Regions from separate parts of the Homo sapiens genome. Here all the other regions are linked to region 1. A link is an interaction called in ENCODE POLR2A ChIA-PET data of the cell type or tissue named here. Cell type or tissue: HepG2. All regions are shown on one strand. Each heading gives the region's core, and the rest is flanking DNA. Links, peaks and the distances in the headings are about the cores only.

The links. Peaks named below come from ENCODE experiments on the same cell type or tissue, not always from the same donor. Only the 100,000 strongest peaks of a DNase experiment are listed, where the experiment ranks them.
Region 2: POLR2A ChIA-PET joins it to region 1 with 38 read pairs; 12 of 35 experiments call an interaction of 5 or more read pairs at or near these places.
Region 3: POLR2A ChIA-PET joins it to region 1 with 10 read pairs; 4 of 35 experiments call an interaction of 5 or more read pairs at or near these places.
Region 4: POLR2A ChIA-PET joins it to region 1 with 10 read pairs; 12 of 35 experiments call an interaction of 5 or more read pairs at or near these places.

What each region holds. Positions count from the first base shown.
Region 1 is chr3:155,802,667-155,810,454 of GRCh38, reverse strand. It overlaps C3orf33 (chromosome 3 open reading frame 33), which reads left to right and starts at 4,177. Exons shown (of 5, transcript NM_001308229.2): 1 at 4,177-4,316. The coding sequence starts at 4,203. RefSeq lists a silencer at 3,893-4,242. In HepG2, for the core only: CTCF peaks have their summits at 4,159 (motif pointing left) and 4,564 (motif pointing right); DNase peaks (open chromatin) are centred at 4,064, 5,164 and 5,964; H3K4me3 peaks cover 1,888 bases.
Region 2 is chr3:155,742,437-155,750,224 of GRCh38, reverse strand. It overlaps PLCH1 (phospholipase C eta 1), which reads left to right and starts at 5,154. Exons shown (of 23, transcript NM_014996.4): 1 at 5,154-5,385. RefSeq lists enhancers at 5,192-5,401, 5,296-5,917. In HepG2, for the core only: no CTCF peak of the experiment used is centred there; DNase peaks (open chromatin) are centred at 2,754, 3,324, 5,114, 5,964 and 1 weaker place; H3K4me3 peaks cover 3,026 bases; H3K27me3 peaks cover 258 bases.
Region 3 is chr3:155,710,578-155,718,365 of GRCh38, reverse strand. The region is part of intron 1 of PLCH1 (phospholipase C eta 1); the gene reads left to right. Among named protein-coding and RNA genes, the nearest start is that of PLCH1, 31 kb to the left of the region's middle. In HepG2, for the core only: no CTCF peak of the experiment used is centred there; a DNase peak (open chromatin) is centred at 3,865; H3K4me3 peaks cover 372 bases.
Region 4 is chr3:155,733,398-155,741,185 of GRCh38, reverse strand. The region is part of intron 1 of PLCH1 (phospholipase C eta 1); the gene reads left to right. Among named protein-coding and RNA genes, the nearest start is that of PLCH1, 7.8 kb to the left of the region's middle. In HepG2, for the core only: a CTCF peak has its summit at 1,819 (motif pointing left); DNase peaks (open chromatin) are centred at 1,795 and 3,155; H3K4me3 peaks cover 1,806 bases.

The DNA.
Region 1 (7,788 bases), core at 2,789-7,788:
ATTTGCCACCATGCCCTGATAATTTTGTATTTTTAGTAAAGTTGGGGTTTCACCTGTTGGTCAGGCCGGTCTTGAGCAATGGAGTACCCTTAAAGCAGAGGTAACAGACTAAAAGAATGTAGTTTCTGCCTCAGGGCATATCCATACTTAGTGCAGTATGGTGCCAACCCTTAATTTTAGTTTTAAAACAGGGAGATTTCATATAAAAATCTAGATTTCCAGCTTTTGTTTTCTTTTCTTTTTTTTTTTGAGACGGAGTTTCGCTCTTGTTGCCCAGGCTGGAGTGCAATGGTGCGATCTCGGCTCACCGCAACCTCTGCCTCCCAGGTGCAAGGGATTCTCCTGCCTCAGCCTCGCAAGTAGCCGGGATTATAGGCACCCCACACCATACCCAGCTAATTTTTGTATTTTTAGTAGAGGTGGGGTTTCTCCATGTTGGTCAGGCTGGTCTCTAACTCCTGACCTCAGGTGATCTGCCCTCCTCGGCCTCCCAAATTGCTGGGATTACAGGCGTGAGCCAGCGCTCCCAGCCCCAGCTTCTCTTTTAAAAAGCTGAAGATCTCACCATATCTTACTCTAACTGGTAGAAGTTGGGTATAGTCCCATGTTGGGGTTTTGCCAGGCAAGTGCAAAAGAGGCAGAGGAAGATGAGAGGTCAGAAAGCTTTCAAAGGAGTAATTGTAAGGATAAACTATTGAGTCTAAGCTGGGTAATACAGCAACTGAATTCTAGAGGGAGGTGATGAATAGATCATGGTGGTTCAGTGGACTGGCATCTCAATTAACTCAAAGGATTATTTGTAATGGGTATTTTTACAAGTGAGCCAGAAGAACTGAAAGTTGTTTCAGGAGAGTGAGGTGTTAGCACTGTGATTGTGGATATGGTAATTTCTAGTGAGGAAAAGTTCCAAGGTGTGACTATAGAAGTGGATGGCTGAAGTGGGGAAGAAGAAAAGGTCACTGGGCATGACAGTCAAACAACTAAGAGATGAGAACAATGAGAGGAATTCAGATGAAGATAAAGTCTTTAAGTCAGATGTAAAATCTTCAGTGAATAAGAGGGAGTCATAGGAAATCACAAGATCACAGCCCCAATGAAATCCTGAAGAGGATGAAAAAATGATAATAGTTTGAAGAGCAAGGAAATCATGACCTCATCTGATCCTGAGGTATGTTGTGTAAGAAAAATAGAATGGTTGACTTTGAAACTGGGAACCAAGGCTAGAAACTGGGGTGAGATTCTCATGAAATATTCAACTTTTTTCTTTTTCTTTGGTCTCTGGGAACACTTACATTAGTATCCAATCATTTTTTTTTTTTTTGAGACGGAGTTTTGTTCTTGTTGCCCAGGCTGGAATGTAATGGTGCGATCTCAGCTCACTGCAACCTCTGACTCCCGGGTTCAAGCAATTATCCTGCCACAGCCTCCTGAGTAGCTGGGATTACAGGCATGCGCCACCACACTTGGCTAATTTTTTTGTATTTTTTAGTAGAGATGGGATTTCTCCATATTGGTCAGGCTGGTCTCGAACTCCTGACCTCAGGTGATCTGCCAGCCTTGGCCTCCTAACGTGCTGGGATTACAGGCATGAGCCACCATGCCCAGCCCTCCAATCAATTTTTTAAATGATAATTCCACCTCATTAATTTCAAACATTCAGTAAGAGTCTATTACAGATATGTTCATGGTATTGTAGGAAATTAAGGGATGGGGCAGTGAATCTAAGTGTGGCTTTTCATGTATATCTCTCTGTTGAGGTCATGTAATCATCTTATTCAGTGAGTTTTCAGAAATTACCAGCAGGAAAAGGAACAGTGTGCCTTGGTGGATCTAACTCAGGAGCATAAGTCTCTGATTAATCTGCAGAAGTCCTGGAACAAGCACTAGATTTCTCACATCAATGCATAGTGAGGTGATGCTGAAACATTATTGAAGGAGACTTAAAGACATTTAGAGGACTTAGAGATGTCCAGGTGGCTGACATCTGAAATATTAAGAAAGACTTTGGGATGGAAAGTAGGCAGAATGGACTAACCTGTCTTCAACTAGGACACTGAAAATGCTAGCAGATAGGAGAGAAGAGGTATGGGACATTGGAAAACCAAAAGGAGTAATGTTAGGCAAATGATTGCCTAAGAAATCCACACTTCCTTTCCTTTTATTAACTAAATTTATTTTAAATCTAGTAACACAGAGATATTTTTATTTGAAATAGTGATTATGGATTAATATGTATCTTTGTAGATGGATTTTCCCCAATATCATTTGTGTTCCACCCTTGATGGAAATTTGTAGGTATTTTTGTGATTTGGCCAATTGCCTGTATAAGAGACAGTGTTGTGGTTAACTGCACAGAGTGAGCCAACTGGCTGAGTTGAATGCCTGCACAACATCCCAGTTTATCACTTCTTGGCTAGGTGACCTTAGCTACTGCCTTAATCATTCTGTGCATACTTGCTCTGTAAAACTGGGATTAATAATAGTGCCTACCTCATGAGTTGCTGGGAGGATGAAGGGAGTTAATGTCTGAGAAGCACCTAGAACAATACCTGGCGCATAGCAAGCAAGACCCAAGTGTCAACGATTCTTATTTACTTACTTTCTTGTCTTTTCTTTTTATTGAGACAAGAGTCTTGCTCTGTGGCCCAGGCTGGAGTGCAGTGGTGCGATCTTGGTTCACTGCAACCTCTGCCTCCTGGGTTCAAGCGATTCTTCTGCCTCAGTCTCCTGAGTAGCTGGGACTACAGGCGCATGCCACCACGACTGGCTAATTTTTTGTATTTTTAGTAGAGATGGGGTTTCACTGTGTTAGCCAGGATGGTCTCGATCTCCTGATCTCATGATTCAACCTCCTCAGCCTCCCAAAGTGCTGGGATTACAGGCGTAAGCCACCACGCCCGGCTGTTATTTACTTTCTATTGGCTATAACACAGAGACAATACACTCCTTGAAGCCACCACTCATAATATGTATTGTTAGGAATACAACATAGTCTGTTTTGACTTTTAAAGGTAATATTTGCATAAAGTAAAAAAAAAAAAAAAACTCCAGTAGTATAATTGCACTCTCCAATATAATAGCCACTAGCCATATGTGACTAAATTAATTAAAATTAATAAAGTTAAAAATTCAGTTCCTTGATTTCAGTAGCCACATTTCATGCAGGCAATACCCACATGAAGCTACAGGACATTTCTATCACTGAAAAATGTTTATTAGAGGTGGCAGATTGTGAAACCTCTTGCCCTTTCCTACCTTCCGTTTCCCGGGGTAGTCACTGTTACTAGTTTCTTGTATAGTATTTAGTATTTATTTATTTTTTTAGATGGAGTCTTGCTCTGTTACCCAGGCTGGAGTGTAGTGGCACGATCTTGGCTCACTGCAACCTCCGCTTCCCAGGTTCAAGCGATTCTCCTGCCTCAGCCTCTTGAGTAGCTGGGATTATAGGCGCATACCACCAGGTTCAGCTAATTTTTGTATTTTCAGTAGAGACGGAATTTCGCCATGTGGGCCAGGCTGGTCTCGAACCCCTGACCTCAAGTAATCCGCCCGCCTCGGCCTCCCAAAGTGTTGGTATTACAGGCAGGAGCCACCACACCCGGCCTCAATATATATTTTTATTACATAAATGTTACCATATTATTTGCACTGCTCTGTATCTAATTTTTGTTTTATTTAAAATGTATTAACTACTGTTTTCTAACAGCTCAAAGATTTAGAGCATGTGATATTAGGCTTTCAGAGCAGCTCTTAAAACTTTAAAGCACAATTTGAATATAAGAAATATGCATAGGTTTCAAGGACAGGTCGTATTTGGTTAAAAAATATGCATATGCTGTTCCTTGGGAGCAGGTGGAAGGAATGAATTACTTCAATTTCCTTCCTTGTGTGGCACCTGCGAAAACCACGTTGCAGCTGAGTGAATTGAAGTCACCAGCTGACAATCATCCTACTAGCTTGATAGGGAATGCTTCAGCCCCCACAGTGCTGCTCAGAGATCTCCTGCATCGTGGAATCACCCTGCATAAAAGCGGTTGGGGCACTGTTAAGACGTCTGATATCTGGGGCCCGCCCACTGGCGACTGCAGGTCGCGGGGCCACCCCGGTCCGCGGGGAAGGGGACCCCGCCGCCTTCCCGAGGTGAGCGGCGCCCCCTGCCGCCAGCCGGAGGAGCTCAGGGCCGCTCGCAGGAGGCCGGGAACATGGCGGGGCAGCCCGCGGCCACCGGCTCGCCGTCTGCCGACAAGGACGGAATGGAGCCCAACGTCGTGGCTCGGATCTCGCAGTGGGCAGACGACCACCTGCGCCTAGTCCGGGTACTGGGGCCACGCAGTCTGGGCGGGTGGTGGGCGCGGGGCGGCACAGAGCGACCCTGAGAACAACGTGAGGCCTCAGGCGTGGATCCCGCCGGGGCCGGGGAGCGACAGAAAACTGCGGGGGAATGAGCTCGAGAGGGCGACATCGCGAGTGTCGTGTGTGCGGGGCTGCAGAGGGCCGGGGGCGGGCCAGGGGGCCAGTTCGGCCTCATTATTACAAGGACTGTTCTGGATCCTTGCTGGGCTGTAGGGGGCACCTCAAAGGGTGAGACGCAGCCCAGCTCGGGGATGCCACCTGGTCCATTAGAGCATTTGGGGAGGGCCCAGAGAGGAGACCGAGGAAGAGCAGGGAAGTCCTGTACGCCTTGGGAGAGAGCATTTCTAATTTTTATTTATTTTTAATTTTATTTTTTAGGGACACGGTATTCCTCTCTGGCCCAAGCTGGAGTGCAGTGGCACGATCATAGCTCACTGCTGCTGCTCCACCCACTTCGGCCGAAAAGATCCTCCCACTTCAGCCTCCCGAGTAGCTGGAACCACAGGTTGCGTGCGCTACCCCATCGACTACTTTCTTTTAGAGTTAGAGACTGGGAGTCTTGCTATGTTGTCCAGGCTGTCCTCCAACTCCTGGCCTCAAGTGATCTCCCACCTCAGCCTCCCGAATAGATTTCTTTTTTTTGAGACAGGGTCTCCCTCTGTCACGCCTGGAGTGCAGTGGCACCATTATGTCTCGTTGCAGTCTCCACTTCCTGGGCTTAAGCAATCCTCCCACCTCAGGCTCCCGAGTAGCTAGGGCTACAGGCACTTGTCACCACACCAGGCTAATTTGTTTTTTGTTTGTAGAGGCAAGGTCTTCCTGTGTTGCCCAGGCTGGCCTTGAACTCCTGGTCTCAAGAGATCTGCCCGCCTCGGCCTCCCAAAGCACTGGGATTGTAGGCATCAGCCACTGGTGCCCTGCCTTTTTTTTTTTTTTTTTTTTTAAGTGAAGCACTAAGCCTCTGGAGTTGAAGCAAGAGAGGGACATGTTAGGCCACCAGGCAAGAGAGGGTTGTGGCTAAGACACAGAATTGTGGTGATATGAATTGTTTGGGTGTGAGGTACAAAGAAAGAGGTCCAAGGAGGCTGGTAATAGTTGCTGATAAGGAGAAGGAGTTGGAATAAATGATTTATTGGGGAAAATCTAGAGAACTTTTTGGACACGTACATGGAGATGTGCAAATTTGGAGATCATTATTAGACTTCTAAGCAGAATTGTAGATGCTGTCCTTGGCAACTGGATATGGGGTCCGGTGTTGAAGGGAGATCAGAACCTGACATAGAACATTGGGAATGACCTGCATAAACCTTAAGTAGCATTTAAAGCCGTGGGCTTGAATAACATCTCAGAGCAAGTGAGAAAAGCTACTGAAGAAGCCCTAGAATTTGGGGGATTATAACATTGAGAATCTGGGGAGTAAAGAGGAGGTCAGCAAAGACTAAGAAGAAGCAGACAGTGAGGTAGTAAAAAAGTCAAGACAGCCAGGTGTTCTAGAAGCCAAGTGAAGAAAATGTTTTCAGAAGGAATCATTAACTTTAAAAAATAATACTGGAAAGTTGAGTAAGATAACTTTGCAAATGCTCTACAGCCAAGCAGCACAAAGTCCAAAGCCATGCCTGTTTTCACTCATCATTGTAGCCCCAGTTCTTAGAGTAATGCCTGCTACTTAGTAAGTGCTAGATAAATATTTGTAGCATCATTGAATGGTAAATAATATATGTGTTAATTGGTGAAAACTCATTTCTTCCAGTTAAGCAGTAATAGATGCATGGGTTATTTCAAATTAAAAAATGACTTCAGAAGGATTATGGGAGGAAGTTGTGTAAATTAGAACATAGTTATAATATTACAAATAATCCAATCACAGAACCCAGAGTATGTACCTTTGTGCATATTTTCAATCTCATTTCCTTTTTCTTTTTTTTTAGACCAAGTCTTGCACTTGTCCCCCAGGCTGGAGTGCAATGGTGTGATCTCGGCTCACTGCAACCTCTGCCTCCCAGGTTCAAGTGATTGTCCTGCCTCACCCTCCTGAGTAGCTGGGATTACAGGTGCCTGCCACCAAGCCTGGCTAATTTTTGTATTTTTAGTAGAGATGGGGTTTCACCATGTTGGCCAGGCTGGTCTCGAACTCCTGACCTCAGGTGATCTGCCCGCCTTGGCCTCCCAAAGTGCTGGAATTACAGGCATGAGCCACTGCGCCGGCCTCTTTTTTCCTTTGAGACAGAGTCTCACTCTGTCGCCCAGGCTGGAGTGCAGTGGCACAATCTCGGCTCACTGCAACCTCCACCTCCTGGGTTCTAGCGATTCTCGTGCCTCAGCCTCCTGAGTGGCTGGAATTACAGATGTGTGCTACCACGTCCAGCTAGTTTTTTGTATTTTTAGTAGAGACGAGGTTTCACCATGTTGGCCAGGCTGGTCTCAAACTCCTGACCTCAAGTGATCCACCCGCCTCGGCCTCCCCAAGTGCTGAGATTACAGGCGTGAGGCACCACACCTGGCCTCAATCTCATTTCTTTTTTTTTTTTTTTTTTTTTGAGACTGAGTCTCACTCTGTTACCCAGGCTGGAGTGCAGTGGCACGATCTCGGCTCACTGCAACCTCTGCCTCCCCGATTCAAACGATTCTCCTGCCTTAGCCTCCTGAGTAGCTGGGACTACAGGCGCCCACCACCACGCCCGGCTAATTTTTTGTATTTTTAGTAGAGACGAGGTTTCACCGTTTTAGTCAGGATGGTCTCGATCTCCTGGCCTTGTGATCTGCCTGCCTCGGCCTCCCAAAGTGTTGGGATTACAGGTGTGAGCCACCATGCCCAGCCAATCTCATTTCTTATATACCTAGTTGTATTGATGGAAGGAAAGTGTGTTAGATTATTACTCTTTTTGAGAGAGTTGCAGGATTCTTAATTTTTCATTAACTCCTTTAGGCCTACCCCAGTTTAAATGAAACACTTTAAAAACATCGCTTAATATTCCCTAGCCATTTACCCACATCTGCCAAGTGCTGTATATTAAGGTTTAGTGATAAAATTTTCTACTAAATACTTAAATTCCTACTATGGATGCAAGGTTATACTAATTACTATGGGTACTGTATAGGAAGTACTAGACCAGTTCATATATTGATGGAACTGATAGTTAAATAATACGATCAGTAGAGAACAATCCAATACTATATACATATATGTATCTGTGTATTGGGGTGGGTGGGTGTGTATATGTGTGTGTATATGTTTACATATACATGTATGTATATATGTTTAAATATATATATAAATGTCTCTGTGTGCCAGATTGGGAAAGAATTTGAGTACTATAAAAGTTAAAAGAATTCATCATAATGAACGAGTGGACAGTTTTTGAAGAAGTGGGCCTTTATTTGAAAGACATACATTGTTTATACACATTAGATATAGAGAGGACAGTCTTCTTTTTT
Region 2 (7,788 bases), core at 2,683-7,682, 60 kb after region 1:
ATATAAACACTTCCATGATAAAAAAAATCAAAAACACAAAACAAAACAACTCTTTCAGAGATCAGCTATCCTGGTTATGTTCCTTCCTCCCCATCTCCAGCTCCTGTCAGTTGGCCCCACATGGGGACACATGCTTCTTCAGCTGGGGAGGGAAAGATTGGTAGAACTTACAGTTGGCCATTACTACTCCTCTCTCCTCAGTCTCCCATGATGGATTTAGGAAATTCCTCTTCTGATCTACTTTGTAGATTAAGTCATATACATATGAATCAGTATAAAGGTGTTTCTTTCTTTGGCAGCAGATTTAAGAGAGGGCAGCCTAGGGAACATCTATTCTTTTTTTTTTTTTTGAGACGGAGTCTCGCTCTGTCACCCAGGCTGGAGTGCAGTGGCGCGATCTTGGCTCACTGCAACCTCTGCCTCCCGGGTTCAAGCAATTCTCTGCCACAGCCTCCCGAGTAGCTGGGATTACAGGTGCCTGCCACCATGCTTGGCTAATTTTTGTATTTTTAGTAGAGACGGGGTTTTACCATATTAGCCAGGCTGGTCTCGAACTCCTGACCTCATGATCCACCCGCCTCAGCCTCCCAGAGTGCTGGTATTACAGGTGTGAGCCACCGTGCCCAGCCCATATCTATTCTTTTTATTTGCCAGAATCTCTTCCTGCCTTCACTTGGTAGGACCAGCCCCTTTCATCTTGGGAACAAATCCTCCCTGGTTCCAAGCAGTTCTGATGGGCTGCTACTTATAATACCCCGCCTTCCTGGCCATAAGGGTGTGTGTATAATCAGGATCTGGCCACACATATACTCTACTTATTGTTGTCCACAGTAATTGACCTATGGATGGACACATGACCTAAGTCAGGTCAGTTCGAATCCTTTCCTACCATCTTATTTACAGATGGTAAAAGCAAAAAGGCCTCTCTAGCTGAGACGATTGAAACCTGGAGCTGTCTCTAGTCATGCTCTCCCCACCCCCAGCTTGTACAGAAAGCTCATATGGAATAGGAGAGAATAGGATCAAAACACTGAGAAAAGCAGAGACAGGGAAATAGTAGGAGCAAAGGTGAAAGTGTGAGAGTGACAAAAATTCCTTGCTTGGCCAAACAAACATTAGTCATGCTTCTGAGCCTTCTCCTGGGCCCATATGTGCGTTTTCTTGTAAAACTCAGTTTTAGAAAAGAGTTCTGCCAAGTCAGTTTAGCAAGAACCCCCACTCTCCATATCTGATCATTCTCAATATCTGATCAGATCCCTCATCCTCCACTATTGCCCAGGTCATGTCTGATCTCCCTGGCCTGTGTTCAGCAAGAATCCAGTTATGTCGGGTTAGCTAGAGTTCCTCATATTCCTGATGTTTCCTCTTAGTGATTTTTCATCCAGCAACCCCATCTGTTCTTTGTCTATAAATTCCAAGCTGCCTATGCTGTATTCTGCATGAGCTCCTTGCAGTAGTCCCTGTGCCGATTTCGATCGTGCTGGATAAAGCCTTCCTTACCATGCTTTAACACTGACTAATTTTTTCTTTAACAAGAGAAATGCTGATTCTGAATTGCTAGACTCCCACCGTTTCTGAAGTCCTTATCCTTCCCCCTATCTTAAAGTGGGAGTCAATACATCAGCTTTTTTTACTCAAGCTGGTTTGATAAGGGGTTTTGTTATTTGTACCTAAAAGCCGTGACCAATTTGTAGAGTAGGGCCATAAAGACAGGTACTACGCTCTACTTCAGGAGTGCTATCTATATTCCAGCTAAGGCTTACCACCTAGAGCAGTGCCTGGTACATGGCAAGTACTAAAGAAATATGTGTTGAAAGAGGAGTGCCTCTTCCTTGATACGCTTTTTTGGTCAATGGTTTTCTTAACTTGGTGCATTGATTAAAATAGGGAACATTTATCTCCTTTCCTCTCTTGCTCGTGGATATAACTCAAGATGGTTGCTGTTTAAATTTGAACACCTTAAATAAATGGCTCTTTTTGCAACTGGAAGCACAATTTTTGCACAGCTAGAAAAATCTTTTTCCAACACAGAAATTCCCAGTGCAGTTTTCTAAGAAACCCCCTACGATACGCAGCACAGCAGGCTCACCACAAGGCACATCAATCATTTTACTGTGTATCAGGCACCTCTTACAGGATTTTCTGTGATCCTGGTGTCAGTGCACATTCTGTATCAAGGCAGAGATGATATGTAGAAATCTGGCAGCTATTTAGAAGGGAGGCTGGGCAGTGGTGTGCCAGTATAATTAATGAGAGTCATCGCTTAGGAAATGAAGAGGGTGGGGGTTGGGAAGGATGCCTTTCACCATTCAATGGCATTTAAGAAAAATTGATGCTTTCTTAGCACTTTTAATGCTGGGAGGACATTAAGTCAAAGAATCACAGCAAAAGATTTTTGTAACTACTGTACAGATGGATGTCCCTGTGCTTGAAGAGGCAGGGCTAATTCAACCCCAGACTTTTCAGCCAGGCGGATTTCAACCTTGTATTGAGCTACCAGCAGGAGTTCTTTATACTTGGAAAAGTGGTAAATCCTTACTAAAAGATCATAGCTTGCATGACCAAGAGATCCTCTAGAAAAGGTACTTTACTACCATGTAGGATGTTTGTCTTACCTGCCCAAAGAAGTTTTAATGAAGATCTCATTTTCTCCAGTTCCCCTTTAACCAGTGAAAGAGGAGGGTATTATTTGTTTTGTTTTTCTATTTATTCTTTGGTAACCATGGAAGAGTTTGTGTAACCTAGAGAGGCTGCTTATTACCCACTGTCTAATCCCTTTGTTATTATTCCATACTCTGATTGTCACAAGCAGGAAAAATAGTTCTGTCCTGCTTCTAAAAACTTAGCAATGTAACACATTTTCTTGTTTTTAGTGATTTTCTCCAATTAATTAATTAATTGTTTTAGTGATTTTTCTCAGATAAATAATGTTAAAACGACTTGGAGAGAAAAGCTACATTAAAAGATTATGGATGTATAAATGTCCTAAACATTTAAGAACATGCATAATTATGATTCATACCAACTTCAGAATTATTACCTTTGGGAAGGGGTGGGGGTAACGAGTCAGGAGTTGGGGTTTAGCTATATCTGTAATGCTTTATTTAAAAAAGAAGGGCTGGGGGGAGCAGGAGTATTACATGGTATATATCCTGTTTTTGGTAGGTTTGAAATATCACACAATTTAAAAATTTAAAAGTTTACAAAATTATGGGAGTTGATTAAAACTATCAAAATAAAGAATGCATAGCAAACAAGTGCTCTTATTATGAACTTTGTGTCTGAGTTTATTTCAACATGTGCATCTGCATTTTTTCAGACTCAAGAAAGACAAACACCGGAGGTTAGGGGGTGAACTGCTGCTGTTGAGGGATTATCTTGGTGGTTTTTTTTTTTTTTTTTTTTTTTTTGGCTTTTCTATTCACCATGGAGGTTACCAGCAAAACAAATCTCCAACAAGCTTGTTTACAAAATATAAAGCAGTTTGGAGGCAGAGGGTTAATGACTTAATTTCTTATAAATTGAGGCTTGTGTATGGGCATGCAAAAAAACAAAAACAAAAACAAGTAAATTTGGGGAGGTTTCTTTCTATAGAGGCAAAGGACCTTACCTACATTTTTTCCAAATTGATTTCTTCCTGGTACTATTGGCAGGAAGAAATTCAAGTGGGTATTCTGGTGGCTTTTTTCTTTTTTCTGAGAGTCTAGGATTGTTTTCAGGACAAAGTTTCTTCTTGCCCATGGTGCTTTGCTGTGACATTGTAATTGCCTCTGTTGAATTGAATAATACAAATGGGTTGTTTCTATGGTATCGGCTAAGTGGGATGAAAAGGTGAAACCCTAGATCTTGCGCTGAGAGGTCACAGTGCTACCACCCTCCACACTGTCTGTCAAAGAGAACAGGCAGCCAAGGCCCTGAGCTCCAATCTCAGGCACTCATTTGTAACTTACTCGTTTGTAACTTCCTGGGCAAATTCACGCATGAAAAAAGAAAATGACTTTAGTTTATGTTGTCACTAAGCCCAGAAAATCCCTGCCAACCCCATGCTGCCAGCTTTCCTAGGACATTCTTATTGGAGGATTATTTTAAACTGAAAGGTGAGTGAAGAGCTGCGTCCCCACTCCTTCCCAGCCAGGCTTTGAACTAACAATAGGGCAGGTTGAATGAAGGCTGATAAATGTAAATCCTGGAATCCAGAAGCCGGATCACACCGCGGCCGTCTAGGCCAGCGGCGGTTCCAGCATCCGCCCCAAGCTGGTCACTCATCCTTTCAGTGCATTCAGTAGATTTCATCGTTTCATCAACACTTGAGTGCCTGCTTCGTGCAAGCTTTCCTCTGCCACCGCCGCCTTCTTACTCCCGGCAGGTTGCCCGCTTGAGTCAACCAGCCACTAAACGGATCTAAGTGAATAAGTGGCCTGTTAATGCCAAGGAGTAGCATTTCCAAATGAAGAGACTGGGGGTAAATAAAAGCAAAGTGTTACCATTTACACGCTCTCAATTTTAGTTGCACTTCACTCAGAGTAGATCTCTTTAATTTGCGGCATCGACAGATGCTATATTCTTAGAAATTTTTTTTTTTTAAAGGAGGTAAGACGGGCGTTTGAGAACACTTTTTACTTTGGTGCAAGTTGCACGCAGTTCCCATTCACTCAGAGTAGATCTCTTTAATTTGCGGCATCGACAGATGCTATATTCTTAGAAATTTTTTTTTTTTAAAGGAGGTAAGACGGACGTTTGAGAACACTTTTCACTTTGGTGCAAGTTGCACGCAGTTCCCATTCCCTGCGCCCTTCACTTCCAACTTTGTTTCTCCAACTCCTTTACCCCCCACCACCGAGGCCCTCTGGCTACAGCCCCGAGGGGTTACCCTGGGTTTCGAAACTTTTGAAACTTGCGGGGGAGTAAAAGTACTTCATTCCCAGTGCTTCTGGCCCTTGCCAAGCGGGGAGCCCCGCAGGAGAGTGTAAGCCAAGGGTTCCAGGTGCAGCCTTGGGGTTCCACGTGCAGCCCTAGGGTTCCGTACACCCATCCCGCCCGGGCCAGAGGAGGCAGCAGGCGCTCCAGTCCGCTCTCCGCAACTCCAGTTCCTGATTTCCTCGGAAGCTGCGGGGCCGAGAGGGAGGGGGGCTCCTGTGTGAGCGTGAGGATTTGAATGAGAAAGCAGGTTGTGGCGGCGGCGCCCTGCTCTTCCCCGCTCGTCTGGGGCTTCTGCTGGCTAGTGGGGAGAAGTGCTCTTCTAGGGGGGCTTTTCTGGCCCTTGGCAGGGGTTTGGAGTTGGAGTCACAGGGGCCAATAACTCATCACCCCAGCACTTCGGAGGTGGCTCCTTGTGCCACGGACTCCGAGGAGTCCTTCAGCTACTGAACACTCAAAGCTGAGGAGGTCAGTGCTTTCGGGGGAAGAAGGGGCCCAGGAGAGAAGGGGGTGTGCAGGAAAAAGAGAACTGGTACGCCAGTCCGATGAGCGAGTGAGCAGGTGGCCCAAGTTCCTTTCTCGGCAGCCACAGCCGGCACACGCCTGTTTAGGACTGTGAGTGCTGTGCGTGGGGATCCCCTAAGGCCCCGTGCGGGGAACTGGCCACGGCCGCTCTTCAGGGTCCCATAATTCAGAAGGATGAGGGTGGGTGTGTGTGTCCGCGAAATAATGTAACTCTCGGGTCCCTTGCGGTGGTGGTGGGTGGCGTTTCGCCCGGTGGAAGGTCCAGCCTCGCTGCAGGATGCTTCACCCTCACGCGGGGTCCCGGGACCCTCTCTCTGACCGCCAGACGCCGCCAGGAGAGCAGGTCCGCGTTTCCCAGCAAGGGGAGTGCAGCGTCCGTTACACTTGGGGAGTCTCACAGCTTTTCCTGCGCCCGGTGACCCTGCTCAGGACCTCTTAGAGACTAGGTGTGCTCAGCGCGAGGAGGATATACTCCATTGCCCTTTCCTGGGAAGAACCAAGAGCGCCCGAGCGGCGCGGGGTGGTGGAGGCAAACCCCGGCCCCGCGGCGGCACGCTCTGCGCCTGCGCGGCGTTTCCTTGGCGACTGAGCTGCGGGTCCGAGACGCCACCCCGCGAGCCCCTAAACCCAGTTCCCTGTTGAGCGTCTGCGACGCCCTCTCCCCTCCTTCCCGAGGCTTTTTCTATTTGTTTCCTTCTGCGAATCAATTTGTGATCACATTTTGACGTTGAGAGTTCAGCATTAAAGCAATAACCAACTAAATTAAAAAAAAAAACCCAACTTTTCCCTTCCCTTGTTACCGTTTTGATCACGGACAGAAGAAAATGGTGAGAGATTAGTTATTAGGGCAGCAATTGAAATCCCCCTCTGTCCCGAAAAGGGGAGACGAATAAAACATTTACTTCCTGGTAAGGAGTTAGAAAATTCAGTGAAGTGATTGTTCTCGAGCGTTACAAGAACAAATCTGTGCCTCCTAACCCAGGTGAAGAGCAGAGCTTGTACAACCCAGCAGCACCCATGTCCTGTTTATTGGCATGTTTATGACAAGGAGATGCTCTGCAAAAGGGACCAGAGTATAATGCCAATGAAAAGAAACAAAGGATTTCCCAGAAGAGGCGGTAGTTTTTTTCAGTTGCCTCAGCGTTTTGGTCACCTTTGGGGTTAAAGTCTTCTGCAGAGAATGCTTCAAGAAGCCTTAACAGAAGCCAGTTTTCTCAAGCTGGTCATTTTCTTTTTCTTTTTTTCTTTTTTGAGACGGAGTCTGGCTCTGTCGCCCAGGCTGGAGTGCAGTGGTGCGATCTCGGCTCACTGCAACCTCCGCCTCCTGGGTTCAAGCTATTCTCTTGCCTCAGCCTCCCGAGTATCTGGGATTACAGGCTCCCGCCACCACGCCCAGCTATTTTTTGTATTTTTAGTAGAGACGGGGTTTCACCATATTGGCCAGGCTGGTCTGGAACTCCTGACCTCAGGTGATCCACCCACCTCTGCCTCCCAAAGTGTGGGGATCACAGGCGTGAGCCACCGCGCCCAGCAGATGAGAATCATTTTCATTTTCATAAAATTGTGAATCTTGACAGCCCTATCCCCTCTTTTAAAATCCGTTTGTTTACATACAGCCTAGCATTTGGCAAAAGTACACATCTTAAGGGGTATGTAGAAGGAGCGGTAGCTTCTTGCTTATTTTTCTTAAACTGCATCAATATTTGGCAGCATGATTGGTACCTAGTTGCTATTTAACATTGGTTAGAATTAACATAAATGCTAATACAAATTTAAAATGGAGTTATTCTTCTTGGGATAAAGTGTGGCATAAAATACCTTGGATGAAGTAATACGTGAGTACTGTCTCGCTACATACCAGTTTCAAGCAATTTGTTTTCAAGAATAGCAAGTGTTTATTTGTGGTAGATGTTTTAAGATAATATCCTCCCACCATCAGCAAATGAAATCAAACATACCACTTTTCAAATGATTAGCGAGTAACATGCTGTTAAAGTTGTCTCCCATCTCATTTGTCATAAATTCTTAACATTGTGCAATCCATCTAGCTCAAATGTTTAAAAATAAGTCCAACTGAGTTTTTCCCCTTTTCTCATGTTTAGCAAAATAGAAAAACTCTTAATTTTCAGGTTCAGATACTTTGTGACCCTATTTGGTGGCTTGTAACTGGCTCCAATTCCCTAATTCTCAGTGACATGTGTTTCTGCTGGTTCCAGGAGGTAAACTGCAGTTTTAACAGATCATGGGATAATGAGACTGGGAGTACCTGGGGGAGGCTGGGGAGAGGCAATGGGAAGGAGACAAAGAGAGGGAAGGTTGATGGGCAGAGCGAGGATTTATAGTGGC
Region 3 (7,788 bases), core at 1,259-6,258, 91 kb after region 1:
GGAACTGGGTAACAGGCAGAGGTTTAAAGAGTTTAGAGGGCTCAGAAGAAGGAAGGAAGATGATGGAAAATTTGGAACTTCTTAAAGACTGGTTAAATTGTTGTGACCAAAATGGTAATAGTGATATGGACAGTGAAGTTCAAGCTAAAGAGGTCTCAGATGGAAATGAGGAACTTACTGGGAGCTGGAGTAAAGGTTATGCATGTTATGCCTTAGGAAAAAAATTTGGCTGCATTCTGTTCATGCCCTAGGGATCTATAGACACTTTAACTTCAGAGTGATGATCTAGGGTATTTGGTGGAATGAATTTCTGGGCAGTATTGTTCAAGTTGTGACCTGGCTGCTTCTAACAGCCTATGCTCAGAAGTGGGAGCAAATAAATGACTTAAAGTTGGAATTTACATTTAAATAGCAAGCAGAGCTTAAGAGTGTGGAAAATTCACAGCCTGGCCTTGTGGTAGAGAAAGAAAACACTTTTTTTGGGAGAGGAATTCAAGCAGGTTGGGGAGCAACACCTTGCCGGAGATATTTTCATAACTGAAAGGGAGCCAAGTGCTAATTGCCAAGACAAGGGTAGAAGAGCCTTGAAGCATATCAGATATCTAAGACCGCAGCCCCTCTCATCACAGGCCCTGAGACCTAGTAGGACTGAAGAGTTTTGTGGGCCAGGTCCAGGGCCCTGCTGTTCTGTGCAGTCTTGGGACACTGCCCCCTGCATCCCGGCTGCTCCGGCATTAGCCTCTGCTCAAAGAGCCTCAGATACAGCTTGGACTGCTGCTTCAGAGATTTCAAGCCATAAGCTTTGGTGGCTTCCATGTGGAATTAAGCCTGTAGGTGTGCAGAGTGCAAGAGTGAATGAGGCTTGGTAGCCTCCCCCTAGATATCACAGGATTTACAAGAAAGTCTGGATGCCCAGGCAGAAGCCTGCTGCAGGGACAGAGCCCTCACAGAGAACCTCTACTAGGGCAGTATGGAAGGGAAATGTGGGGATGGAGCTTCCACACACTGTCCCCACCAGGGCACTGCCTAGTGGAACTGTGGGAAGGGGGCCAACTGTCTTCCAGACCCCAGAATGGTAAAGCCACAGGCAGCTTGTATACTGCTCCAGGAAAAGCCACAGGCTCCCAGCAACCTGTAACAGCAGCTGCAGAGGCTGAACACTGCAAAGCCATAGAGGCAGTGCTGCCCAAGGTCTTGGGAGCCCACTTCTTGCACCAATGTTCCCTGAATGTGGGTCATGGAGTCAAAGGAAATTACTTTGGAGCTTTAAGATTTGATGACTGCCCTGCTGGGTTTTGAGCTTGCATGGGGCCTGTGGCCCCTTTCTTTTGGTCAATTTCTGCCTTTTGGAACAAGAATGTTTTCTTAATGCTGGTACCACCCCTGTAACTTGGAAGTAGAGAACTTGCTTTGGTTTTACAGGCTCATAGGTGGAAGGAACTCATTTCCAGATGAGACCTTGGACTTCGGACTTTTGACTAGGTTCATGCTGGAATGAGTTAAGACTTTGGGAGACTGTTGGGAAGACATTATTGTATTTTGCAATATAAGGAGGACATGAGATTTGGGGGGCCAAGGGCTGAATGATATAGTTTGAATACATGTCCCGGCCAAATCTCATGTTCACTTGTAATTTGCAGTGTTGGAGTTGGGGCCTGGTGGGAGGTGTTTGGGTCATGGGGAAGGATGACATGGTGCTGTCATGCCTTGGTGCTGTCCTCACGATAGTAAGTGAGTTCTTGTGAGATCTGGTTGTTGCAAAGTGTGGCACCCCCCATCGTATTCTCTTGCTCCTGCTCCTGCCATGTCAGATGCCTGCTCCCACTTTATCTTCCACCATTAGTAAAAGCTTCCTGGGGCCTACCCAGAAGCAGATCTGGTGCCATACTTCCTGTACAGCCTGCAGAACCATGAGCTAATCAAACCTCTTTTCTTATAAATTAGCCAGTCTCAGGTATTTATGCCAATGCAAGAATGGCCTAACACACAAGATTTGAATGAAGTAACTAATAAGTTTGAGCTGATAGACATGAAGATCACACCTCCTAACTTCAGAATACACATTCTTTTCAAACACACTAGAACATTTATGGAAAGTGACCTCAAACTATGTCATCAAGCAAGTTGTAATTATCAAAGGATTAGTGTCATACAGACTAAATCTCTGACCACAGTGGAATTAAACTAGAAACTATAACCAAAAGATTACTATGAATAGTTGTAGAAATGTGTTTCAAAATAATCTTGGGTTTAAAAAGAAGCTGTAATAGTATTCAGAAAATATTTTTAACTGAATGATAACAAAAATACTATGAGTCAAAACTTGGGGGTTGGGGAAGTAGCTAACACATGCTTAACCTTAATTACTTATATTTAAAAAGATGAAAACCTGAAAACAGTTAAACGTTGAAATTAGAAGGTTAGAAAAAGATGCAAAATAGGCCCAAAGAAAACAAATGGAAGGCTAAGTGCAGTGGCTCAGGCCTATAATCCTGGCAGTTTGGGAAGCTGAGGTGGGAGGATTGCTTAGGCCAGGAGTTCTAGACTAGCTTGGGCAACACAGTGAGACCCTGTTTCCACAAAAAATTAGCTGGGCATGGTGGTGTACACCTGTAGTTCTAGTTACTTGGAAGGCTGAGGCATGAGGATCCCTTAATCCTAGGAGGTTGAGGCTGCAGTGAGCCATGATCATGCCACTGCACTCCAGCCTGGACAACAGAGTGTTACTCTGTCTCTTAAAAAAAAAAAAAAAAAAAAAAGAGGCCAGATGTGGTGGCTCATTCCTATAAACATAGCACTTTGGGAGGCTGAGGCAGGCAGATCACTTGAGCTCAGGAGTTCCAGACCAGGCTGGGCAACCTGACGAAATCCTGTCTCTACAAAAAATACAAAAATTAGTTGGGTGTGTTGGCGCATGCCTGTGGTCCCAGCTACTCGGGAGGCTGAGGTGGGACAATCATTGCTTGACCCTGGGAGGCAGAGGTTGCCGTGAGCTGTGATTGTGACACTGCCCACCAGCTTGGATGACAGAGTGAGACTCTGTCTCAAAAAAAAAGAAAGCAGATGGAAGGAAATGATAGTAATAATTCCATGTTATTCAATGGAGATTACTGTAAAAGCTAGCAATATTGACAAATACCTGGTGAGATTGATTTAAAAATAAGAGAGGCACAAATAAGCCATATCAGGATTCAGAGAATAGATGTTGTAGATATTAAAATTATATGAATAATATTATGAACAACTTCATGCTAAAACATTTGAAAGCTTAGAGAAAATGAATAAATATCTAGACAAATATAACTTACCAAAACTGACTTAGAAAAAATAGAAAGCCTGAATAATGCTGTAATTTATAAATAAAATAAACCAGTAGTCAAATATTTCTTCTTAAAGGAAAGTTCAGGCTCAACTGGTTTTACTAGCAACCTAATTCTTCCAGGAAATAGAAACTCATTTTGTAAAGCTATGATAACTTCGATATAAAAGCCTTTTGAGAGCAATATGAGAAATGGAAGTTATAGGCCAGCCTTGCTTGGGAACATACATGTAAAAATCATAAAACATGAGCAATTCAAGTCCAGTAATGCATAAAAAACAGAAGAGGACTCCTTCAAGCTCTGGATACATATTATATACTCTAAACCAGCCCTTTCAAATGCAGCATCCCGGGTGTCTTTGGAGGGTCGATTGCGCCTCATTGCTTAACTAGCTCAGAGCATTTTCAGCTCCTGATTGCATTAGAGAAAAGAAAACACACCAGGAACTTGGGATTTAGTGGTGTCTCCTGTGAGCCTTAAAAAATGAACAAAGTACCCTTTTATTTCTTTCCCTTTGTGTACATAGCTGGGAGGGGGCTAGGCTGTGGAATTAGGCTGTTTGCAGAGGCCTTTAACAACCAGTTTGGTGGTGCTTAGAAACCTGCGGGAAGTAGGGGAGGGGCTGATGGTGGGGAAGGCCATCTGCTGGGTGGCGGGTGACATGGGAGCCCTCTGGACCTGACCCAGGCTTCTGAACTGCTTTAGAAGCTGTCAGTTTGGGGCTGGGCCAGAGAAGAGGATCCCTGGCCCCTCCCACCCCATCCCTGCCCTGTGTAATTCTCTTACTTTGTCTTAAAATTAATGGAGAAATGAGAAAGGAGCAACTTTGTTTGAAATCTTAGTTTTTAACTGGATTTAGTTTCAATTCTCAAGTTTTAGGGATACCTGGGTGCAAAATTCCCAAACATACGTTATGTCAGAGGCCGAAGTACAGGATATAGTTTTGAGACCTGTTTTTCTATGCCTTCCTGTTCCTAAGTGCTTGTTGTTTTATGAATATTACTGTCAGAGCTTATTAATTTTGCCTTTTATCTCTCAGCAAGGCTTAAGAAGAAGGAAATGAGCACTTCTCCATGTAAGTTAAATGCTACACAACTGATACCTGACAGTTCATTTTGTGGTTTTTCAGGGTTATTTTAATTTATAATAAAAGATGAATGGATTGGGATATTAGGGAGGAGTTTTCCATAATCCTTATTAATAGAATATTGAGTATTAAAATTGGAAATACTTTGAAGAACATCTCATTCACTGCCATCCCTTTTTGTGACATAGATGAGGCAGCTGAAGCACAGGGTTGTGAAGAGATTGACCCTGAAACACAGTGTTAGTAAGAGGCAGGATTGGGCTGCAGCTCTGGGTTTTTGACTTCCAGTCAGGTGTTTGTCCATTGTCCCTTGATACCTTACTATGTCCCATGAACTAGTAATTCCTTTTCCACCAAGGAGGCAGGCGTGTGCATTACATTTTAATTTCTGGCCAGATTTTCTTCCCATTCCAACATTCTCCAAATGCTGTTAGCAATTTGGAGAACACACACACCTCTCAGACAGTTTTTACCATGATATCTTGCAAGTAAACTTGGTCTTGGTGTTTCTGAACTTGGTCCAAGTAGCTCACTCAAATTTCATTTCAAAGTAGCCATCCACCATCTTATACCCAAAGGAGTGACACTTTGCTCTGATCATCTCTAATCTATACACTCCAGAGGCTCCTGCTGGAGGGACAAGGTATGCATTTTTTGAATAAGTAATGTTTCATTTAGTTGTCTCCTCCTGTCTCTTCTCCTTGGTTCATAGTAGAGTTGGGGTGAATGGTGGATGTGGGAAGAATTAGAGTCTTGTCTGTCCTGAGTAATTCAACTCTAGGTTCTTTTTATAGGGAAGCGGAATGTCAGGGAGGAACTGGTGCTGGATGTGGAGTGTTGCTCTGGACTGGGGACAGTGGATTTGGAGTCAGGAGATGTGGGTTTGCAACCTGCTGTTTCCATTTAGTCTTATTTGTTAATAATGTGGAACTCACAGGGCTATTGTAAGGGCTTTTTTTTTTTTAAAGACAAGATATAAATGGAAAATTGTGTAAATCATGAAGTGATTTACAAATAATATATTATTAATAAGGAATGTAAAGGGAGTATTGGTTTTTATGGAAAAGGATACTGAAGGAGATTGGGCTCTGGTGGTGATAAAGTAGAGAGAAAGAGGTGGAGACGGCAGTCAGGGTGTAATAGACAAATTCCTCTACTTAGAAAAAAAAAAGGGCCCCTTCTTCCCATAAAGTTATTTATTTATTTATTTATTTATTTAGTGACAGAGTATCGCTGTCCCACCCAGGCTGGAGTGCAATAGTGCCACCTCAGCTTACTGCTACCTCCGTCTCTTCGGTTCAAGAAATTCTCCTGCCTCAGCCTCCCGAGGAGCTGGGATTACAGGCATCTGCTACCTCTCCTGGCTAATTAAAGTTATCTTTTAAAGATTTACCTTTTTTTTTCTTTTTAGCACAGTATTATAATTCTGATTTCCATATATGAACTGGGATAATTTGTCTTTTAAGCCATTCAAGTGGCTTGAACAAATCTGTAGTGTTTCATAAAACTCAGGTTAAAGCAGCAATATAGATTTGCGTCACATTTGAAAATAGCTAAAGGAATTCTAAAGCTGAAGAAAAGGTTTTGTGTTTTGCTTTGCTTAAATACACCTTCAGATAGTCTGGGGGAATCCTTTTCAGCCAGGACAAAGGGCTTGAATGCATCACATCCCTAGGGAAAGCCCAAGAAAGAAAATATTGAGTCATATTTTTGAACTCAGAGAGGACTTGTTAAAAACTTGCCCAAGGTCCCCTGTGAGTTGGTTGTTAGAACTGAAACCAGAATAGAGAGCTCATGATGGCCAGATGGGTCCTCTTTACATTTTGCTATGCTGACGTATTTCATCAGTTGGGACTCTAGGTGCAAGTGACAGAAAACCCAACTCAATGTGGCTTACACAAAACTAAATAAAACAAAAAAGAGAATGTACTGGCTTATTTAATTAAAAGGTGCAAGGACAGATCTAGCTTCAGGTGTGGCAAATGATATTACCACGACTTGGTTTGTTTCCATTTCTCTGGGTTGGATCCAATCTCCACAAATTTTTCCACTATATTGACAGGATGGTGGCCAGGAACTTTAGGTCTTGAAGCTTAGACCTTGCAACTTCAAGTAAAACTGAAAAGGAAGTTTTTTTTCCCCCAAGAGTTCAAACAGAAATCTGTGCCTTACTCTGAGTGATCTGAAACAGGCCGTGTGGATCTCCTATACTGTGGCCTAGTGGATGCAATACTCTGATTTGCAACCTAAGCCACATGCCTACCTGAATCAGAGGATGAAGCTGACAGCACCTGAATCTTTTGAACAGAGAGTGGGAGAAGGATTTTCCCAGAGGAAAACTGGGGTGCTATTTCTAGAGGAGCGAAAAATCAGCAGATGTCCACTGTGGTGGAGTTTTCTTAAAGGGAGCTTTAATTCTAGTAAGTGGGTGTGGGTGTGAAGGATTTTTTTTTTCATTGTCGAGTTTTAAAAGTATTGACAAATGATTATTACTCAAAGTACTTCCCACTTTTCTTAGTTAAAAGTGCCATCCTTGAATTTCTAATATTCTTCATTGGTGGTGTCCCTACTGCCACATATGACTTGTTTGGTATTGACAATTTTGGTCGTGTTAACTACAACTAAAAATGTCAGGAATAAAGAAATTTTACATGATTTTTACATGATTTTACAAGATTACAAAAGTTACTTATCACTTATAAAATGAGCTTAGGAGCATTTTTAACTTTTAAGCTATACTTTTAGTCCATTTGCTGCATGAGTCCTCTACACACTTACATGGCTCTGTTTATTTATTATTTTTGCATTAGGATTTTTTGTGTTTGGTGTCTTTGAGTAGAGTCCATTAAAATTTCTTTTTCAAATCACATTTATGTTCTGTAGAAGTATATTTGTTGATATACCTAGAGGGTTGCAACATATTAGTAGTTATTAAGCAAAAGAAGTAGACTTATAATATCTAATTTGTGTTAAAAAAAAAAAAAAAAAGACCACAGTGCCCATGGTCATTGTCTTTAGGGGATAAGTAATATCACATTGAACATTTTTTTTTTTTAGTTTTTTCTATGCTTTTCAAGTTTGTAAACATGCAGCTATATTTTAAAACTAGTTTTTTTTTTTTTTTGAGACAGAGTTTTTTGCTCTGTTGCCCAGGCTGGAGTATAGTGGCACGATCTCAGCTCACTGCAACCTCTGCCTCCCGGGTTCAAGCCATTCTCCTTCCTCAGCCTCCTGAGTAGCTGCGATTACAGGTGCATGCTAACACGACTGGCTAATTTTTATATTTTTAGTAGAGATGGGGTTTCACCATGTTGACCAGGCTGGTCTCAAACTCCTGACCTCAAGTGATCTGCCCACCTCGGCCTCCCAAAGTGCTGGGAT
Region 4 (7,788 bases), core at 1,066-6,065, 68 kb after region 1:
TGACCATTTTTGTTTAAGGAGAAATCCAGTACTGCTGTGGTAGGGTGTGCCAAATTAGAAGTGCATTTTAAGAAGCCTGTGAAGAAGTTTACACAGCTTTATTTTATTATCATCAAGATCTCTGTCTTCTGTGCTTCGTAGTGGAAGAGGGCAGGATAGATGCAGAAGGGACAACCAAGATAACGTGGATAGCTAAGTTTAAAATGTTCTTACCAGCTATGTATTTTGGTGGCACTAACCTAAGTGCCTATGCCTTATTATAGTCATTAAATTACAGAGCAGAAAAAGATAAATCTACCATATGTATCGTATAAATCTGGAAGCCAGGGCCCAAAGTTGCTAAATGATTTTCTTAAAAGTCACACAGCTAATAAATGGCAGAATGGGGATGACAACGCAGAGTTACTGATTTCTAATGATCTTGTTGTTTTCAGGAAATCTAGGGAGGGCAGACAGATATTGAATCCTTGCTTTATTTTTTAAATACGATTTTTAATTTTAGACATGAGGTCTCACTATGTTGCTCAGGGTAGTTTTGAACTCCTGGGCTCAAGTGATCCTCCCTCCTCGGCCTCTCAAGGTGCTGGGATTACAGTTATGAACCACTGCTCCTGGCCTCGAATCCTTGCCCTAGATTTGCTATTTCCAACTATATGAAACTGCTATAGTTGTAAATATAAGGTGGTCAAACATCAGCAATGTCATATGATTTAACCTAATATTGTTGGGTAGAATTAACAGTGGTTACCTTCTTCTTCTTCTTTTTTTTTTTTTTTTTTGAGACAGAGTCTCTCTCTATCACCCAGGCTAGAGTGCAGTAGATCTTGGCTCACTGCAACCTCTACCTCCTGGGTTCAAGTGATTCTCCTGCCTCAGCCTCCTGAGTAACTGGGATTACAGGCGCCCGCCATCATGCCCGGCTAATTTTTGTATTTTTAGTAGAGATGGGGTTTTGCCATGTTGGCCAGACTGGTCTCGAACTCCTGACCTCAGATGATCCGCCTGCCTTGGCCTCCCAAAGTGCTGGGATTACAGGCCTGAGTCATCGCACCTAGCCAACAGTGGTTACCTTCTGACAATATCTTTTTATAAGCATGTGTGTATCATGAGAACACATATGGTACACACGCTATGTCTAAGTACAAAAAAGCTGTTTTTCATTTGGTATCTATTTTGGTCTGAGGAATTTTGGCATGATTGGGATTTACCATAAGGGGGGATAGTTTTTCTGGTTATTTATTGTTCTGTAAATATTTTAAAGGATTCTGGAAGAAAAGGAGGAAGTGAACATTAATGTATTCCTAACGTGATGGCACTTATTTTATGTCTTTTTATAATACACAATAATCAAGAGAGGCAGGAATTCTTATCCTATGTTACTGATGAGGTTCAGAGAGGTTAGTTTCTTGCCTAAGATGTAACATGGGACAGACGAACGTGGAACAGACTTGGAATTTGAACCCACGTCTGTCTGCCTCCATGTTCTGTTACATCCTATTACTACTCAGGAATGCAGTGGTAATAGGCGGGAAATTTGTGACAAACGCTGGGTTACTTTTATTTTCAAATTCACCATTTATGCAAAGTATAGACAGGTAGAGAGTTTCTGATAAGCTGTCTGGAGAGTAAAGAAACTGCATTCCCTACATGGAGTTTAGGAGGTTGTAAATTCAGGTCTGGTTCCAGAAAACATTCACGACTTTGTTTATAAACGATGTGGGCTATGTTTTTGGAAGTGGTGTTTAGGTTATGTGCTGTAGAGATTTTTCCACATCGACTTGCTCACTTACCACTTCTGGATTGTTGCCATCTTGTGGTGGGTCTAAGAGGATTCCTCATGATTTTAATGTGTGCTTTCTGACATCCTAAGATTTAGATGTTGGTTTTATCTAAATGTTGCCCGATTATTTTTCTTGAGGTAGTATTGATAGATTTACTGCTAGAATGGACCGGGTAGTGTTTTGCAATGTTTTTCAAACTGGAGATGAGAATTGCCTTGGACAGTTGCTGAAAATGTCTTAAGTTATTCCAGAAGCTGGAGTTTTGGTGCTCCTAAAACTGCTGTGGTACTGGGAAGTTGCAACTGGCTTGTACTGAGCTGGTTTTAGATTTGCAGTATTTTTGAGCTGGTTTCAGCATAAAGAAACTGGGCTCAGGAATGTCATCGTTCACACAGCCAATTGGTGGCTGAGTTGCGATGGATACCTAAGACACCTAAGTCTAGCATGCTTTTATTTTTGTATATTTTTTTGAGACAGGGTCTCCCTCTGTCACTGGCACGATCTTGGTTCACTGCAGCCTCCACCTCCAGGGCTCAAGAGGTCCTTGCCCCTCAGCCTCCTGAGTAGCTGGGACTACGGGCGTGTGCCACCATGTTATGCTATTTTTTTTTTTTTTTGGAGGTGGAGTCTCGCTCTGTTGTCCAGGCTGGAGTGCAGTGGGGGGATCTCGGCTCACTGCAACCTCCGCCTCCCGGTTTCAAGCGATTCTCCTGCCTCAACCTCCCTAGTAGCTGGCATTATAGGCACCCGCCAGCACGCCCAACTAATTTTTTTTTTGTATTTTTAGTAGAGACAGGGTTTCACCGTGTTAGCCAGGCTGGTCTTGATCTCCTGACCTCGTGACCCGCCTGCCTCGGCCTCCCGCAGTGCTGGAATTACAGGCGTGAGCCACTGCGCCCCGCCCCGCTAATTTTTAAAAGAAATTTTGTAGAGACAGGGTCTCACTATATTTCCAGGCTGGTCTCGAACTCCTGTGCTCAAGCAATCCTCCGACCTCTACCTCCCAAAGTGTTGAGATTACAGGCACGAGCCACTACTCCCGGCAGTCCAGCATTCTTAATAGCGCACCACACCTTAAAAAGCACACCCTTCTTCTGGGTCTTCTTTCTTCCCTAGTACCTGACTCCAGGCTAGAAGAAAATGCTAAGGGTTTCAAAAAAAGTGGGTGCTGGACTCTGTCTTGGAATTCAGCCTCTGCCTCAGACACCACACAGGTCCCTGGAGGGCTCTCTGGGTTTTGCTCTTTAGTTGTTTTCTGTAGCTTATTCTCCAAGCAGCCTCTTCTCTCTGTGGCTGGTTCTTTTGCACTGAGCAAGAGACTTACAAACTTGTCTAGCCTTACCCGGTCAATTGCCACTGGATGTCAGCGGGATCTAGTTTAGTGCCAGCGTCAGTGAGTTACTGATTAACTGATCCAAGGCACTCAAGGTTTCTCTTTCATCTGTCTTCACTTCCTTGTTGCTAGTCCACAAGAACCAAACATTTGAATTCAGCTTCCCACTTCCCTCTTCTCTCCCTCTTCAATTAAGTTGAAGAGGCTTCTGGACCTTAGATCTGCATGGAGTGCTAATAAAACTTCTGCAGAATTATTTCTGCTGGGAACTTGGAAGATCTACACAGGTTTTTCAGGTCAGAATCCTGGACCAGAAATTCAGTGAGTTGATTTGCTATAAAATCATATGCAATGTAGTTCTCCAGACATCCTATTTCTTTTTGCCAAATAGCTCTTTCTTATCTTTGAGTGATATAGGAGGTATTGAAAATTTATTTTTTAAAGAAGAGATTGCTTCATAGAACAGTAATGTGTTAATATAAGGAGTTAGGGTTATGTGAAGACCCTCTGATTTTTTAATTTATATTTGAGGGGGAACCACCTTTTCTTTTACACATACATAATATCTCTAGGAGGGCAGGGCATGGTGGCTCACGCTTGTAATCCCTGCACTTTGGGAGGCCGAGGTGGGAGGATTGTTTGAACCCAGGAGGTTGATGTTGCAGTGAGCTGTGATCCTGCCACTGCACTCCAGCCTGGGTGATAGATTGAGACCCTGTCTCAACAAAGAAAAAAGAAAAAAATCTTCAGAAGGATACACAAGAATTAAGAAGTTGATTACTAAGGGACAGAAGTCAGAGGTAAACAATTCACCATATACTCTTTTTTTTTTTTTTTTTTGAGACGGAGGCTTGCTCTGTCACCCAGGCTGGAGTGCAGTGGCGTGATCTCGGCTCACTGCAACCTCCGCTTTCCGGATTCATGCGATTCTCCTGCCTCAGCCTCGGGAGTAGCTGGGACTACAGACGTGCGCCACCACGCCCGGCTAATTTCTTTTGTATTTTAGTAGAGACGGGGTTTCACCGTGTTGCCCAGGCTGGTCTCGAACTCCTGAGCTCAGGCAATCCAGCCGCTTCGGCCTCCCAAAGTGCTGAGGTTACAGGCATGAGCCACTGTGCCCGGCCTGTATACTCTTTTATGCCTTTTGAATTTTGAAGCTTTCAACTTAATACATAAAATGAAAGAAAAAATAAAAACAAAGAAAGAAAAAGAGAATATATGGGTTTCAATAATAAATGAATAAATAAACGACTGTCTCTTAGCTCCTAACTGGTAGAAATAGGAGACTGGGAAGCAATTTTAAAGAAAAGAAAAGCAATTATCTGTCTTACTTTCTTCATAAGCCTCATTGCATTTTATAATTTTTAAAACTAGTGTTCTCTAAGGTCTTCTGGATTTCGATAACAGGGCGGGAGAGGTTTTGCAATTTTTAATAGTTTTCTTTCCTCTCATAAAGCATCACTATTGGCTGCAACCTGGCTCAGGGGACCGGTGGGAATCAGACTCGTCTGACTACTGAGCAGCTGAACCTGTCTTTTGCAGGCAGTGTGTTTATGGAGTGAAGGCTGGAAAGTTTCTTTTTCTTATTTTTTTGCCCATTGCTTTTGTTCCCCAAAGAGAAATCACTGTAGTGTGATTATTCCTGAATTTTCCTGAGCCTTGTCTGAATGTGAATGTCACAGGAATCTTTTCTTCTTAAATGGAAAAAGAGAAAAGGCTTGTACACAAATGTTCTACTCTAAACCACAACTTTTCTCCTTTTAAATAGGTTTTGGATTGAAAGTATTTTTCTATTTACTGGGTAAATCACTAAAATACAGTCTTGGAAGAGAGAGAACATAAACTGTTTACTAACTTCTTTTTCTTTTGTCAAAAGAGAGAAATGTGAAATCTGTTATTTAGTTTCCAAGTTTCAGTCAAAAGCAAAAACCTGAATCAGGACCAATTCCCAACATATTGTTGAAAAGTCCTCACTTCCGATCTGGTGAACTAAATTAAAGGTGTACGTTTTCTCATAGAATTCTTCTCATTAGTGTATTAATTTTATTCTTTGGGAAAGAATAACTGGATAGATCTTATATTTTCATGATTACACATTTTAGAAGCTTACAAGGGCGTTTAGGGAAAAATTACCTCCCACATCTCTGTTCCTCAGCCATTCAGTTTTTCCTCCCGTAGAAAAGTGTTATTAGTTTCTTGTGTGTTTTTTCAGACGTAACATATTTTGTGTATCATTATATATCAGCATATAAGAGCTTCCTTAAACTATTTATTTTCTTTAATTGACAAAAATTATATACATGTTTTGAAATATGTATACATTGCAGAATGGGTAAATCGAGCTAATTTATGTAATACCTCACATACTTTTTTTATCTTTTTCTTTTTTGCTGTAAGAACACTGAAAATCTACCCTTATCAGTTTTTTTTTTTTTTTTGAGATGGAGTCTCGCTCTGTCACCCAGGCTGGAGTGCAGTGGTGCGATCTTGGCTCACTGCAACCTCTGCCTTCTGGGTTCAAGCGATTCTCCTGCCTCAGCCTCCCAAGTAGCTGGGATTACAGGTGCCTGCCACCACGCCCGGCTAATTTTTGTATTTTTAGTAGAGATGGGGTTTCACTATGTTGGCCAGGCTGGTCTCGAACTCCTGACCTCAGGTGATCCACCTGCCTTGGCCTCCCAAAGTGTTGGGATTACAGGCGTGAGCCACTGCACCCAGCTCCTTATCAATTTTTTAAGAATAAAATACATTGTTATTAATGATAGTCATCATGTTGTACAATAGACTCTTGAACTTCTTCCCCCTATCTAACCAAAATTTTGTATCCTTTGACCAGCATCTTCCCCACCCGCCACCCAGTCACATCGCAGTCCCTGGTAACTACCATTCTACTCTTTCCTTCTATGAGTTCAACTTTTTTAGATTTTACATATGAGATCATGTGGTATTTGTCTTTCTGTGTCTGACTTACTTCATTTACCATAATGTCCTCCAGGTTCATCCATGTTGCAAATGATAGGATTTCCTTCTTTTTAAAGGGTGAATAGAATGCTACTGTGTATAGGCTGGGCGCGGTGGCTCACGCCTGTAATCCCAGCACTTTGGGAGGCCAAGGCGGGAGGATCACAAGGTCAGGAGATCGAGACCATCCTGGCTAATATGGTGAAACCCCGTCACTACTAAAAATACAAAAAAATTAGCCGGGCGTGGTGGCGGGTGCCTGTAGTCCCAGCTACTGGGGAGGCTGAGGCAGGAGAATGGCGTGAACCTGGGAGGCGGAGGTTGCAGTGAGCCGAGATTGCACCACTGCACTCCAGCCTGGGCGACAGAGCGAGACTCTGTCTCAAAAAAAAAAAAAAAAGAAAAAGAAAAGAATGCTACTGTGTGTATATATATATACCACATTTTCTTTATCCCTTCATCTACTGATGGACACTTAGGTCAGATTCCATAACTTCGCTATTCTGAACAATGCTGTAGTGAACATGTGAGTGAAGATAATTCTTTGACATACTGATTTCATTTTCTTTGGATACATACCCAGTAGTGAAATTGCTAGATCATATAGTAGTTCTATTTTTAATTTCTTAAAATTTAATTTAATTTTATTTTGAGATAGGGTCTCACTCTGTTGCCCAGTCTGGAGTACAATGGTGCGATCATGGCTCACTGCAGTCTTGACCTCATGGGCTCAAGCAATCCTCCCACCTCAGTCTCCTGAGTAGCTGGGAGTACAGGCACATGCCACTATGACTGTCTATTTATTTTTATTTTTAATAGAGACCAGGTCTCACTATGTTGCCTGGGCTGATCTTGAACTCCTGGGCTCAAGTGATCCTCCCACCTTGGCCTCCCGAAGTCTTGGGATTACAAACATGAGACACTGTGCCTGTCCTATTTTTGATTTTTCGAGGAACCTCCATGCCGTATTAATTTACATTCTCACCAGCAGTGCACAAGGATTTCCTTTTTTCCATATCCTTGCCAGCACTTACTTTTTGTCTTTTTGATAATAGCCATTCTAACTGATATGAAGTGAAATCTCATTGTGATTTTAATTTGCACTTTCCTGATGACTAGTGATGTTGAGTGCATATATATATATATATATATATATATATATATATATATATATATGTATACCTGTTGGCCATTTGTATGTTGTCTTTTAAGAAATATCTATCTAGGTCCTTTGCCTATCTTCAGATCAGGTTATTTGTTTTCTGGCAGTTGAGTTCTTTGAGTTCCTTTTGTATTTTGAATATTAACCCCTTATCAGATGTATGGTTTGCAAATATTTTTCCCATTCCACAGGTCGTCTCTTTATTCATTCTCTTTTTTAGTTTGAAGCAATCTCATTTGTCTATTTTTGCTTTTGTTTATTGTGCTTTTGGGGTCATATCCAAAAAATCATTGCTCAGAGAATGTCATGGAGCTTTTCTCCTGTTTACTTCTAGTAGTTTTATAGTTTCAAGTTTTACATTTAAATCTTTAATCTATTTTGAGTTGATTTTGTATGTGGTAGAGAAAATGGTCTAATCTTATTCTTCTGCATGTGGATATCCAGTTTTCCTCAACCTATTTATCGAAGAGACTGTTCTTTCCCCATTGTGTGTTCATGGCACCTTTGTTGAAAATCAATTGACCACAAGGGTGTAGGTTTATTTCTGGGCT